Regions from separate parts of the Homo sapiens genome. Here region 2 is linked to region 1. A link is a loop called in an ENCODE intact Hi-C map of the cell type or tissue named here. Cell type or tissue: heart right ventricle. All regions are shown on one strand. Links, peaks and the distances in the headings refer to the core of each region. The heading gives the core; the rest is flanking DNA. Region 1 has its middle 150 kb from the start of LINC00443. Region 2 holds the start of LOC107984627 (a long non-coding RNA gene).

Region 1 (7,549 bases), core at 1,657-6,656:
GCCCCAGTGATTCCAGGACTCTTAATGGTATAGAAGTCACAGGAGGATTCTCAGGGTCTTCAGAAGTAGAGCTACGAGACCTGAGAGGCCGAAGGACAGAAACCAGCACCATTTCACGGCGCACAGGTTCTATCTCCAGCCTAAAATCACAGAGGCCCATAGACATCCCAGCAGATACCTGCAGAGCCAGGTGACCTGAGAGAGCCACAAACCCTCCCTGGGGTCCCCGTCCCCTTCCCATGCTAAGACAATCCCCAAGAAAAGTTGAAAGAAACACAAAATTGACTGAGATTAAGGTTCTCCTGTCCTCATGGAGTAATGGCTTAAAATAAGAAAGTGGATGCCTTGTTGAGAAATATAGACAGTTGCATTTCTTGTCCATGGCTTCATGCTATGCATGTCAGGAGGCTGACGTGAATGTATCTGATGCATTCATTTGAAGCTTTACCACTTCTATAGAATTATTGCTGTACTGCTGTGAAGAAACTTTGTTTTCTTCTCTTTTGAAATAATTGATTTTATGATAGGTTATCTGACTTTTAAAACTATCTGCTCTTTATGTAGTAGATTGCTATTCAGGAATATCAATGGTGGGAACCATTCAGGGCATCTGAGTGACTGCTAAAGTTTGGAAAGCCCCCCTTAAAAATCACATTACATCGCAAAGACTTGATATGTATGATTTAAATAAAGCGTAAAAGAAATGTATGCTATCAGAAGTCAGAAGAGTGGCTGCCCTTAGGGGTGGGGGTGTTTACTGGAAGGGAGGATGGGGGAGTATCTGGAAAAGTCATTATTATGAATTGAATTATTTTCCACCTCCTTTCCCCTGCCAAAAATATGTTGAAGTGTGATCCCCAGTACCTGCAAATGTGATCTTATTTGGACATAGGATCTTGGCAGATGTCATCAAGTTTAATTCAATATGACCAGTGGAGAGGATACCCCGAGATGCATACACACAGAAAGGCCGTGTGAAGCTGGAGGCCGAGATTGGGATATGCATCAATGAGACAAGGAACAGCATGCACTGCCAGCCATCACCAGAGCTCGGAGAGAGGCACGGGACAGATTCTCCCCCATGCCCACCAGAAGGAACCAGTCCAGCCAACACCTTGATGTCAAACTTCTAGCCTCAGAACTGTGAGACAATAAAGTCCTGTTTGCAGCCCCCCAGTTGGTGAGACTCTGTTTCAGCAGCCCTAGGAATTGAACGCACAGGTCACGTTCTGTCTCCTGGACTGAATGCTGGTTACACGAGAGCTTGTGAAAATTCAGTGAGATGTGGACTTACCAATTGTGCATGTTTTTCTTGTATACAACACTTGAACAAAGGAATCAAAAAATATATGTCACAAAGCAGATGCTTGGAGGAAGTGTTGGAAAAAGCCCTTTCTTGCACTTAGCTGGCAGAATGAATTCCACTCTTCTGTGGTCACTACCTTCCTGTGCTTTGGAAGGTACTTTGAGGGGAACCATGTGAAAACACGATGTTCAGAAACGGTCACAATAGAAGCCATGCAGAGAAAGTGAGTGTAACTGAGAGGGCTCACATCTCACGGAGAACGATGGCCCTCTCTTAGAGGACAAATAAAGGGAAACAATGGTTTGTAAATGGGAAGGAAATTTGATTTCTCTTTCCTTGTGCTTATCTGTTCACCTGATCACCACTGTTGTGTCAGCTGTAATTGGAACTCGTTCTTTGCCAGGCCCTGCGGTTGGGGGGATTTGCTCACTTCTAGCAGCCCCCGACTTTGTTTCCTAGCAGATGCCCCCTGTTTGTCATGGAAGCTTCCACAGATAAGAGAAAAGGAGAGTGGAAGGAAGCGTAAAGAAGTCTGAGCCACAGGGAGTCCCTCCAGACCCGGGAAACACTTGGAAACTTTTCTTACAACTGTCACTGGTATTAACTTCTAACCCATTAAACTCGCTTACAGGATAGCTTTAGTCAATGAAGCAGGATATGGCCTTTTCTTGGCCTCTCCATTTCCAATTCCAGCAAAATGAATGAAACACAAAAAGTTCACAAGGGGATCGGCTGGGGAGGCAGAGCTGGGAGTTGGTGTCGGAAAGAGCTTTTAACTGGCCTGACCGTTACTGTCCTTTCCCATTTCAACTTTTATCTGCCCATTAACTCCTTAAGTGTGCTCATCCATCCATCAAAAAGAAAAGAAAAAAAAATCCCAAATGATGTGTGAAAAGATCTTCTGGGTGTTGCTAGGTCTAGCGTGTCATCTCCTAAATTTGTCCAAACGTGATTGGCTTCTCATCGAGACAAAATGACTCTGTTTTATGAATGGTCATTTGTGATTTCTTAAAACTTTTATCTTTAAGATTTCTTTGAAGTATTTGAAATTATTTCTGTTTCTAACAAAATGAAGAGGTAACTTCCCCAAAATATTGCAGGGTGAATTTTTATAAATGAAGAGTGTTTATGATCAGTTTTCAGCGATTGTATAAGGATTACTTATACAATCTCACACGACTTTCTTTGAAGTGTGTCAAGTTAATGATTCTGCTTATGGTGTAAGGACAAAGTATTTAATAAAATATTTAGAACTTTGATTTATAAAATAAAAACAAGCTAATTGTTTATAGGCATCCATATCTATTTGCTAAATTTATATGTGATAGGTCTTTGCTCAGATCGTTGCTAACAAAATTCTGTTGAGGTCCAAAAAAAAGTTAATTCTTGATAGTAAAAGGGATCCAGCTGACAGGGTTCAGTAGCTAAGAAATTCAAATAGAAGTAGCACTCAATCTGGGTCAAAGGTATTCATTCACTCCATTAATTGATATAACATTCAATGAAGTTATTAATATAAGAGATGTAAAAGATTAAGTCCCTGCACCAAAATCTCTACAGTCTTGGAAAAGATGTGAATATCAGATTAAAGCAACCTAAATACACTTCAAGACAGATGTGAAAATCTTATAATCTGTACATAGTAATTGCTGAGATGATGAAAGTATACATAAAATGTCCAAGAACTTGAGACAGATGCATTTCCTTCATGATCGTTACACAGAGGTGACAACATCTGATGTTTTATATCATTGGCCCTTCTCATTTATCCGGGCTTTGTGTCCCCACCCACAAAATAAGATTTAACTTCTAGATAATCTCTTTACAGCCATTATCTCCTTTTACTACTATTATCTCATGATTATTGTTTGGAGCATGAGAACAATTTCTCATATAGAAAATAAAGAGGCCAGGTGTGCTGGCTCATACCTGTAATCCCAACACTTTGGGAGGCTGAGGCAAGCAGATTACTTGAGGTCGGGAGTTCAAGACTAGCCTGGACAACATGGTGAAACCCTGTCACTACTAAAAATACAAAAATTAGCCAGGCGTCATGGCGAGCACCCGTAATCCCAGCTACTCAGGAGGCTGAGGCAGGAAAATGGCCTGAAACCGGGAGGTGGAGGTTGCAGTCAGCTGAGATCGCACCACTGCACTCCAGCCTGGGTGACATAGTGAGACTTGGTCAAAAAAAAAAGAAAGAAAGAAAGAAAGAAAGAAAGAAAGAAAGAAAGAAAGAAAGAAAGAAGGAAGGAAGGAAGGAAGGAAGGAAGGAAGGAAGGAAGGAAGGAAAGAAAGAAAGAAAGAAAGAAAGAAAGAAAGAAAGAAGGAAAGAAAAAGAAAAGAAAGAAAAGAAAAGCGCAGTTTGGTCACATGCCTTTAGTACAGTGTTATTTTTTAGGACAAAGCTCATTTTTTACACTGAATCATCTGTTTACAATATTAATAAACTGGCATGTTAGGGCAAGGGCTGCCTAGTATATGATGAGCAGGATGTGGACAAGAATCAGAATCCAAATTCAATTTTAGACACAACCACTATTTAACTTAGCTCAGCAAACAGAATTCAATATGTGCCAAGCACTGTGCTACGTTTTGGGATTTGAGGATCAGTATCCTCTGCATGTATTTATGTGCCTGGTATGGCCTATATTTGCCACCTATGTCTAGTTCACTTTCTTACCTAGGATCTCCCTTAGAGTAGGAAACATGACATCATTTGAATGAAAGTGAATATTAGAGGAAGGCCTGGCTTTGTAAGAGTCCAGTCCGATAAAGAAGATGAGTGTGGACACAACTATGACAGCATCAAACTGAGCACACTCAGACACAGAAACACGTGCACACACGGTCTAGAGATGGGTGAGCTAATTCTGGCTCCAGGAGTGGGCTGGATGTAGGCGGGGAAGGGGATTCAGTTTAAGTGGGGGGACGGGGGCGGTTTAAGTGGGGGGACGGGGGACCCTTTTATGTAGAAAATGATGCTTTCCCAGTTAACTAATTACTCCAGAAACCCTCGAAACTGTATTTCCCACTCTCAGCACAGCTCTGCAAGTGTTCATAGCCACGCTTTCAAGTAAACAAAGTAATGTCACACTCATGATGGAGCGATGTCTGTCCAGGAGACTCTTCCGGAGCTAACAGAAGGCACAAATAGGAGCAGCTCGCAGAGCTAAGGCCAGGAGGTAGGTCAGGTGCATGGTGACACTCGAGAAAGGTGAAAGCACAGCAGACCTCCTTGCCGTAAAACTGTGCCTGCAGCAAGGCCTGAGCACAACCATATTGGAATGTGAAGATCCTGCAAGTCCAGCATGCTGTCTACACAGCTGCCTTGTATTTAAATTGTTCAAAGACTTCTTTTCCCCCTAATCTGCTAATTCCTCAATTCCTCTGGTGTTGAGATTCCCAGAAAAGTCCTCTCAGGAGAGCTGATAACTCTATCCACACTAAGAACCAGCAAGCACTTTTGTGTGTTGGGGGGTGGAGGCGGGGTTGCGGGAGGCAGGCTGGAACACTATTTTTTGTCTTCTTTTTCCTCTATATTTTTCCCTACCCAGGATTCCAGCAGGCAGCTATTGCTCTGGGAGCCTTTGCCTGAGGAAGCTGTGCAAGGCTAGAAAATAGAAGCTGCTTCTTAAAGCTCTGATTTTCATTTGCAGAAGTGTAAGTATGTGCAGAGCGAGACTGCCCCGATTGCACCTGGTGGGCTTCGGAGAGCAGGCAGAGAGCCCAGCTGAAGGAAAAAGCTGTTCCCAGAGTCAGGGGAGGAAGGAGTTCTTTGGTCCTCGACTTGCAGGAACCTGCGCCCTGGCTACGTGGAGGTGGCTGAGCCTCCAGACCTGCAAGGACCACATGAGACCTGGAAAGATCTCCACAAGCCCTGGGGACAGAGGATGACACAGTAGTATCTAAGATTGCATTCCCCAAAATGCTGGTGCCCTGGGGTGGGGGTCAAAGCCAGGGAAGCCAGTTTACAGAGAATAAAGTAACATTTCTTCCCCACTTCCTTCTGTTGGCTGAAAGTAATTCCTTCTACAATAATTATGTTATATTTACTGTTTTACATAAAACACAATGAGTTCAACTGATCAATTTTCAATTTATCAATTTATCAAAATAAACATGCTTATAAATGGATTTAATTTAAGCCTAGTTATTGGGGGAAGTGGGAAAAATACCTATAGCTTCCAACAAACTTCTGTTCCTTCATTATTTAATATATTTCATATTTAATAATGTTAATATTTCGTAACAGAGCAACAAGGGAAAGAAACCAATTTTTTTTTTAGTGCAGAATGTTATAATTTTAAGATGTAAGAGTTTCTTTTGAAAGTTATTTTGTAGTCTATTTTATATTTTGAGCTTTTTATGACAAGAACATGATACGCAGAAAGATCTCTTTAAGTATTTTTGTTGGATGGCTGATTTGATTAATGAAGGGAACTTGCAGTTTATTGGAGTATACAGTGGCACAAATTTGGGAAGGTGACTTCACAACATTAACAAGCAGCTTAAAATTATTCATAGCTTTTGATCCTGAAGTCCCATTTCTAGGTATTTGTGCTAAGGAAATAATTACAGATATATGCAACAATGAACAGAATGCTCAGCTGAGTGGGGTTTAGAAAAAAATTTTAAAATTAGAAAGAACTCTAATATCTCAAAATAAGACCCCGGCCAAATAAGAATGGCCCATTATATAATGAAATGCATTCAGCCATTATAAATTACGTTTGTATAAATTATGTGTTTGTTGTATATTCTTAAGATAAACTCAGGTATTCAAACAGATGAGATATCCTTTCTCTACCCAATCTATCTGGCTTGTGTGTGTTTATGGGATTTTAATTTTCTCCTTTTTTACATGTATTTTCTTAATTTTCCTCAATGGCAAATCATTACTACTAAAATAAGAAAAAAAATTAATAAAATATGTAAGACTAAATTTTAAAAAGAAAAATGTGAATATAGGTTGTCACATTTCTTTTTGTTCAATAAAAAGAAAAAATATATTAAAAAGGATAGTGATTATCATGTATCAGTCGAAGTTATCTTTATTTTGCTTAAGATTTAGTAACAGACTTTAATCTCAATAATACTTTTTTAATTTGTAAAGAGTATTTTTTAGAGCACCTGCAGATATACAGAAAAATTGAGAAGATAGTATAGAGAGTTCTCATGCAGCCTCTCCCATTTTTCCCTATTACTAACACTTTACATTAACACGGTACATTTGTTACAATTAATGAACCAATATTGATAGACTGTTTTAATCAAAATTCCATAGTCTCTTTAGATTTCCTTAGCTGTCACCTAATGTCCTTTCTCTGTTTTGGAATCCCATCCAGGATTCTACATTACATTTGGCCATCACGTCTCCGTGGACTCTTCTTGGCTGTGACAGTTTCTCAGACTTCCCTTGTTTTGATCCCCTTGACAGTTTGAGGAGGACTGGCCAAGTATTTTGTAGAATGTCCCTGTATTAAAAATTGTCTGATGTTTTTCTCATGATTGGACTGGGGCTTCAACAATATATTCAAAACAATCCTTCTCACATCCTGCCCTTCAAAAAAAAAAAAATCATACCCTCAAACATAACAAAATCCCCCGGCCTCGACTCAGGATGATGTTATGTATCTTGTAATTCATTGACAAAAATGCAAAATGACACTAAATACTGCAGGCTGCAGGCCTTTCCATTAGTAACCTCACCCCTAGGTACAAATAAACATCATTTAATGGAAGTTCCATCCATGCAGGAGCCTGATCTTTGGCCTCCTGGGTTACAGGACGCTCTTGTTAGTTCCCTCCAGCACCTCCTCCACATTTTGAATTTTAATGGGGCTGGGAAACCTGTGGGTTAGAAGTGTATTGGTGTTATTTCCTGTTTCCACTTCAGTTAGCCTCCCAACTTTCTGATTTGACATGAATTTCAGGAGTGAACGCAATGTACACAACCGGGAACAAATATCTAATTTTTTTCTTCTTTAATATGGCAACTTTTAAAAGATGGTGCAACTTTAAAAATAGCAAATATTATCACATTATTAGGAAGGAAACTTTTTATAAAACTTGAAACGTACTAAGAGGTCCAAGTCACATATAAAGTGCTTGCAAAAACTAGTTTTTTTGCTCACTGCCTAGTTTTTGCAAGCACTTCATAAATGCTGAGTTCAGGTGTTCATATGCCTACCCTTTACCAGGAGAGACTGTTTCTCCTGGTAAACTCCTGTTTCTGCTCCG
Region 2 (7,549 bases), core at 822-5,821, 50 kb before region 1:
AATGGAAAGATAAATATTGATTATTATTACAGCATATTTTCTGGTAAATTTTTGTATTACTGGATGCTAACAGACATTCAATGAACTTAGTAAATAACATCATTTAGAAACAATCTTTATTTTATTTTAGCCTAGGTGTCTCTAACTTGCATAATTGCTTTATTTATGAAAACTGGAATAGTCACAATTTCCTCTGTAAGAAATCTATGTTTCACTGAAAGATAAACAATTCTCTTTTTGTTTGGGAGACAGATTTAGATTTTAATAACCTACACTCTCCCATCTGCTCCAACTATAAATTGTACATACAATTTATCATTATGACAGGATGATGTCAGGTCAGCATCATTGGGCAGGAACGGCATATCTAGAGTCCACTCTCTTCTGAAAAAGTCATCGGGTCCTTTGTCACTAAGAGCAGGCCATTTTAGTAGTTTGGAGAGCTACCATGTGATACAGAAAGAAGGGGCATGTACTCCCAATAGATCTCAGAAGCAGTGTGACTATTTTAGAAAGAGATACAGCTAAACATATAAAATAATGCAATTACACTGCTATATCAATTCCTAAATCTTCAAGCAATTAACCAAATTATCTAAAAGGATCACAAACAAATGATATATCCAAGCTTAGGATAGACAATATTTTGTATAAAAGGTATTTGAAAGCAAAATGGGCATCTGTCTCACTATTTTGAAATGTTTGAAAAGAAACATGGATTGATGAAAATAAGAAGTTTGGGTTCTAGACACTCACTCTACAACCCCCCCTCCCCGCCACACACACGCAAATGATAGACCACAAGTAGGCCTCTCTTAAAGTCTGTGACTTTGTACCTTTAAGAAGAATAGGCAGGAGTCCACGCTGAGAAACATCAAGTGTTTTGAGATTCGCCTGGGGATCCTGCAGTGCTTCACAGCTGTGATTGTTACCATTTGCTTATTAATTCTGATAAAATATGAGATGCATTAAGTTACTAATTTTTTTTTAAATATCTGTTGTTTAAGTCTTCTAGAAGATAGTGAATTCCACTGCAGAAACAGAAAATTTGAGTGGCAAGAGAAAATAACAGGGATGTCCTGTGTACTTATTGTACCTCCACTGTGTTACAGGTTACTGGGGACTGTGACCTTGGGTGGTCCTAGACCTAGAGCTGAATCCACCAATAAAAAAACGTCTCACAGGGGAAGGTGGTCTCCACACTCAGCAACTTAGTGCCAGCTTAATTAAGGTCACTGAGGATCTGCAAACAAAACCAGAAGGAATCCATGGGTAAAAAGAGGATGATCAGCATAGAAGGAGAGGGCTAGGGGAGCAAAGATCATTTATGCCCCTCCTGCCCTAGGTTAAAGCATAACCTCAGCCTTGGAGGAACAAGATTGTTATCACCCAATGGGTTCATCTTGCCCGCTGTCCAGAAAAGCCAGTTTATTGACACAGCGTTATTGCAATAGAAAAACATTTAATAAACACAGAGCCTTTTAAATGGAAGACCAAAGTTTTATTATTAGTCAAGTAAGTCTCCCTGAAAATTCAGAGGCTAGAGTTTTTTAAGGATAGTTTGGTGGGCAGGGAGGTAGGGAATGGGGAGTGCTGATTGGCTGGGGTAAAGTTAAAAGCATAAGGAATCAAAGCTGTCTTTTTGCACTGTCAGTCCCTGGGTGGGAGCCACAAGACCCGATGAGCCAGTTTACCCATCTGGGTGGCATCAGCTGGTCTATCAGAAGGCAGAGTCTAAAAAATACCTTGAACACCAATCCTAGGTTTTACAATAGTAATTTTATCCACAGGAGCAATTGGGGAGGTTAGCAATATTATGGCCTCTGGCTGCATGACTTCTGAGCCATAATTTCTAATCTTATGATTAATTTGTTCTACAAAAGTCGAATTCCCAAGCAAGGAGGGTGTTTGTTTTGGGAAGGGGCTGTTATCATCTTTGTTTCAAAGTTAAACTATAACTTTCACGGCTTAAGCCCATGAAAGAACAAAGGCTACTTAGAGGTTTGAAGCAAGATGGAGTTGGTCAGGTCAGATATGTTTCACCATCAAGATTTTTGAAAGGCAGTTTCATGACCCTCCAGTCTCCAGAGAGTTGGGATATTCACCGGGCCCTTCCAAAGCTTAGATCAAACACCAACTTCCAAACATTTCTCTTATTCCTGTTTAGATTAAATGTATTAAATAAGCTATGGAGAAATAGTTTGACTTCTTAAGTGCCACTGAAAGGGGGATGGCCATGTCTTAGATAAGGGGATAGGATCTTGTGGGTGCTAGGAAAACATAGCTCCCTTATAGATGATAACTGTTTCTAGGGTTTGTGGAACAATTCACTGTCAATCTTCCAAGTGTGAACCTGCTATTATAAGTCTAATCACCCTGGGCATCCTATATATTTTTATTGTTTAATCAATTTCTGAAATGAAAAGACTGAGGATGAGATAGTGGCACCTGGTCACTCAACCTTCTGGTTGCCCCTGAGAGACTCTACCTGCACCCAGGCGCCTTCAGACACAATAACAGGACCAAACTCACACATTTGACCACACTCACTATCGTCAAATGTGTGTACAGCTTGCAGAGTGAGTCTCCCTGATTTGTAATAGAGCCTTATGGTCTCTTCTGGCCAATGATGCCTTTTCTTAATCTCTTTCCAATGCGAGCTAGAGCTGTAGAATAAAAGGCGATGCAGTACGGCAGCCAGCACCTTAGACATTCCAGCTGGCTTGGGTTTGAATCAAAGCTCTGCTACATCAGAGCCTGCCTTGGCCCCTCTGTGCCACAATTTCCTCATCCGATTGTGCCTGCCTCGTGAGTTTTTGGGAGGATTAACTGAGGGAGTACAACAAAAGTGGTTGAAACAGCGCCAGGTGTACCATAGGAGAGTTGGCCTTGGGGTCTAGCATGGGTCTTATACACCCTAGAAAAGATTCACAGAGGAGGAAATTAAGACCCAGAGAAGCAGCATGAGTTGTTTCAGTCATGCTGGCCTCGTTGAGATGGAAACCCAGGGCTCCCAGTTACTGTCCTAGGTTCTCTCTACTCTCACTACTTGTTTTTAACTTATGTTACTATTAATACAAAGAACATAAACTAGTTTTTAATGGGGTTTTTTTTTGTTCTAGGACATATATACATTAGCAAGATTGTATTTATTTAAAAAAAAATCACTTTATGTCTTTTATTTTCCAACTACAGGTTTACGTTGCACCATCAAAGTTGCTATCCATTTTTTATGATCAGTTATAGAATCTGTGCTTATTGAATGTGATGTGATACCAGAAACATTATACATGGTATACCTGAGCTGTCCTAGTAGAGATATTATAGAAGAAAGCATACTTACACTCATAGATCTAAACAATGACATCTGATTAAGAAATGTTACTCATACCATATGACTTGAAAAGATGGGAAGACAGAAATATTAAAGGAATCACATTTTAAAAGAAGATATTTTTATTTCTTAGATTTCAGCATTACCCATTTATTTTTTCATCATAAAAGTAAGGAAAAATGTTCAAACTAATAGAAATAGCATATACTACTATGATGAGTAAAATGTCTCCTTAACGTGACTTTGAGACTAAGAAGTCTAAAATAAGGGGTTCATACTGAATCTGATCCTCCAATGACAGCAACTTCTTTCTAGGCTGTTTTTAGTTAACAGATTAGAATACTTTCCCTTCAATATTTATATGATGTTTTTATCAGTATCTATAAAATCTTATTTTTCTCTGCTGTATCAAAATGAGTAAAATACTTTCAGATGATCTCTCATGAACAACTATTTCATATTATCATGCTTTCTTTTAAATGTCTTTACTATATCTTTCTGCAGAATGGTAAAAATATAGTTTTAATACGTTCTTCCCAGGCTACTGCAAGTTAACATGAAAAAAATATTCAAAAAAAGGAAAAATATTCATATGCATTTTCTATAGATACGTATATCTGCCTTCCCGCACCCAGTCAGGACAAAAAAAGAAATTATAATAAATCTACTCATTTCTAACAACCTCCTTGGGCAATTCTTCCGCTGAATTATCGTATTTCTTTCCACCAAGGAGAAAAAACCAACTGAGTGTTAGGTTAGTTCTACGGACATGAACAAGCATTTCCCACAGGATGTGTGTGTGAGAGTTTGTACCCAGAACTCAGACTGGTGGGAAAATGGAAATTAGATTTATGAGAAATTGATGCTGATTCTTAACTTTTCTCATTTTACAGCCCATTGTTTTCAGAAGAGTATGTGTTTCTCATGGGCAAAGGAGAGAATCCAGAGTGAGAAGCTGAAGAAAGTGGGAAGTCCTAGATTGGCGTGATTTCAAAACGTATGATAAGATGCAGGAGCTCATCAGCTGTGGCTGAGGCTGAGTGGCTTCCATTGTGACACAGAGGGACATTGTAAGAGCTTTAAAAAGCAAAGGGGATTCAACCAGGCGATTGTTCAGGACACTGGAGCTGCAAGAAAAACTAACAGCTGGGTCTAAGTCAAACTGCTTTGCACCTCCCCTTCTTTTTTTCTTTTCTTTTCTTCTTTTTTTTTTTTTTTTTTTTTTTTTTTTTGGTCATTTCTAGGTGCAAGTGGGAAGGACCATAACAGAATTATTGTGTTTCTCTAACCCAGGAAAGGAAATTCAACACTCTGGTGCATTCACCCTGTGAACAAGCTTTATTTTATTCCAGGGGAAACAAACTGAAATTTCAGTGTAGGCAAGATGGCTGTTTCTGTCGCAGAAACATTGAGAATATCCCTTAGCAGAATGTAACTCTTAATCAGGGTTGTTTATTCACGCCGGGAGCACGGCAGGTCACGCTGCTCACTTGGTGCCATTTGGTCTGCCCTGAGCCTTCCTGGACAGGAAGTCCTTAAGATTAAAGATTATATTTTTATGGTCTCATGCCTGCCTACTCCAAGCTATTAACTGAAGAGAAATGTAACTAGAAGTCAATTTGTAGAAAGGATATTAACGGTCTTTGGTGTGTGTCACAATGAAAAATAGGAAGGAATCAAGGTGGAGTAGTGGAGAGAAGAAACCAGCTTGGTTATTGTTTGGAGTATTGGAAATAAGAGTATTTCTGTGTGGAAGCGGAATTGTCATTGCATATGTAATTAAAACAAAATTGATAAAAAACGTAGATATTAGGATATTAACAGGTAGGCCATATAAAGGATTTCATCTTACTTACTCCGGCTGCCTTTTTCAAAGCACTCTTTTTCCAAAGGAATGTGCAGGAGAGAGAGGCTGTTTTCTTTGTTTGTTTTTCAGTTGTACTTGATGCTGTGACGTATCCTACAATTGTCTAAATGCAACGCGTTTTGAAAATGTCATTTCTTCACACCAGCCTGGTGGGTGACCTGTGGTTCTGCATTTGATAAACATGCCCCTTGGGTTTATATTTTTGCATTTACTGTTTGTCAAGGTAAGGTAATAAGGCGTTATGTATGATTAAATTAAATTTGAAAAAAAATTCTTTTGGCTTTTCACAATGAGTCATTGTTAATAACAACAGAAAATTCATATTTATTTCCTATGCATGTTCTATGATAGTTTTAAGACTCCTAAGTTTGAATATATATAAGTCTTGAGAGATGACTGAAATTTTTGGAACTTTGGATGTGTCTGTACGCGTGCACATTGGAGTATTCACTTCAACGTGGAAATGAAGCTGTTCCAACATTGTCCATGAGGAACGTTTTAAATTTTTGATTCCTTCTAATCCTCTGTTAACCTTCAATAAGTCACGAATTCAGTCATAGAAATAGTAACATAATCCTTCTTATAGGAAATAATTTCATTAATTTAATAATTCAGTTAAACAATTGCTGAGTTATCAATAAAGCAACTGCTTATTAATACATAACAGTAATTATGTACATTAATCTAATGTTCATCTGAAAACTAGAGGATAAAAAGTTTGGCATTAATAAAATAGATCATTTCTAAAGGAATATCATAACGGCCTAATGTTTTGATTTGGAAAAATGAAATTCGTTCAAATTTTAAAAATACGATTTGATTTAAAAGCAGATATATATTCTTTTTAGAAAATTTGAAGAAAAACAAAGAAAAATGCAAAGAAGAAAATAACAGTTATCCATGATCTCATCATCCGGTAATAACTACTGTGAACATTTGGGTTTGGCTAATTTCAGCTCCTTTTCTATGCACACAGAGCTCTTTAAGTAGCTCTATACAAATCTGCCAATGCCAGTAGCTTTCAAAACGGGATTCTGTTCCATCATTTCTTTTTACATACTATAATGGGAATATTTTCTAATTGCGTTGTTCTTCCACAATTTACATTATTGTGTACTTCATCAGCTTTTTATTGTTGGCCATTTAGTTTTATAATTTTTTTCATAGCAGGTACTTTAAGTGGGAATTTATCTTCACGCTAACCACTGTGGGCTCCTGACAATGTAGCTGTGTTTGAGGGGCAGTTGGATATTGAAGACATTTTTAGACCTTTTTTGGAATAAACTCCTTTAGTCTTTCCTCCCATTGTTTGTACCTAGAGCTCCACACTCTAGATTTCCCCATTTAAAATTCTCTCACTGTTCTCTTCTATTAGCTAACATCAAACTGCTAAATTTATTTTGGAGTTTATACTTTGGAGAAAAATTAAATGGTTGTCTTAGGTACTGTTATTTGGCTCATGTGGAAAAAAATTAGACAGTTTTCTTAGGTACTCTTATTTGGCTCATGTGGGCTTTTTAGAACCGAGATGTATTTTCATTCATTTTTAGGTGCATCACGTCAATACCTAAATATTATAATAGATTATGCTTGTGCAAATTTCCTCAGACAACCTGAAAGCAGCTTCCTTCTAATTTGTAAAGGCCAATTTTGCACTTATCTGCCAGGGTTAAGAAAGTTTTCTTTCCTGTTCTTTCTCTCGTTTTTGTCTTTATATGGTGGTGTTGTCGTTGTTGTTGTTTATTTGTTTGTTTGTTTTTTATAAACAGAAGGTGGCTGTTTCATGCCAGGGTCTGAGAAGCCGCGCTGGTTGAGGACTGGGACTATTTTCCTGTGAACATGCGAGGAAGGTTTGCTCCGTGTCCTCCTGGAATGTGCTCTCCAGGGAAACTTTCCGGTGGTGAGATCACTCCTGCATGTATGAATCTTTGTTCTGATACTTCCGACCGCAGTTCATGCACATAACCAGTGAAACGTGAAACAGGTTCCATGGTGAGCAAGAAATTCTGGAGGTTATTCTGTTGTCCCCTGCATCACAACTTAGGCCAACATAGCAGCAGTCTCAATGTCATCATCCTCCATAGGTATACTTTATTGTTTTGTCACCTTTTTTTTTTTGAGAAAGAGAAAATGAGACATCACTTACTACTCTTAGTTGCTTCCCCATGTTTCTTTTGCTTCAGAGCCAAACTCGTTAATGAACAAGTTACAGAACACGGGGAAAAAACAAAGTACCTGGCTTGGTTTAGGCTCTGACAAGTATTCCTTATGGGAAATCTGTGAATGCACTGGGTGGATTCTCACAGGTATCGGTCTGGGCCAGCGCATCCTTGCCAGAAGACAGTGAA

Evidence for each region. Hi-C counts contacts between places; a loop is a spot of excess contacts. Peaks named below come from ENCODE experiments on the same cell type or tissue, not always from the same donor. Only the 100,000 strongest peaks of a DNase experiment are listed, where the experiment ranks them.
Region 2: it touches region 1 in a loop (7-fold over the local background); 2 of 110 quality-filtered maps call a loop at or near these places.

Annotation. Positions count from the first base shown.
Region 1 is chr13:106,798,069-106,805,617 of GRCh38, forward strand. No RefSeq gene overlaps it. Among named protein-coding and RNA genes, the nearest start is that of LINC00443, 150 kb to the left of the region's middle. In heart right ventricle, for the core only: no CTCF peak of the experiment used is centred there; no DNase peak of the experiment used is centred there; H3K27ac peaks cover 226 bases.
Region 2 is chr13:106,748,622-106,756,170 of GRCh38, forward strand. LOC107984627 (a long non-coding RNA gene) reads left to right here and starts at 4,842. Exons shown (of 4, transcript XR_001750002.1): 1 at 4,842-5,424; 2 at 6,050-6,117; 3 at 6,971-7,285; 4 at 7,385-7,421. In heart right ventricle, for the core only: no CTCF peak of the experiment used is centred there; no DNase peak of the experiment used is centred there; H3K4me3 peaks cover 693 bases; H3K27ac peaks cover 2,115 bases.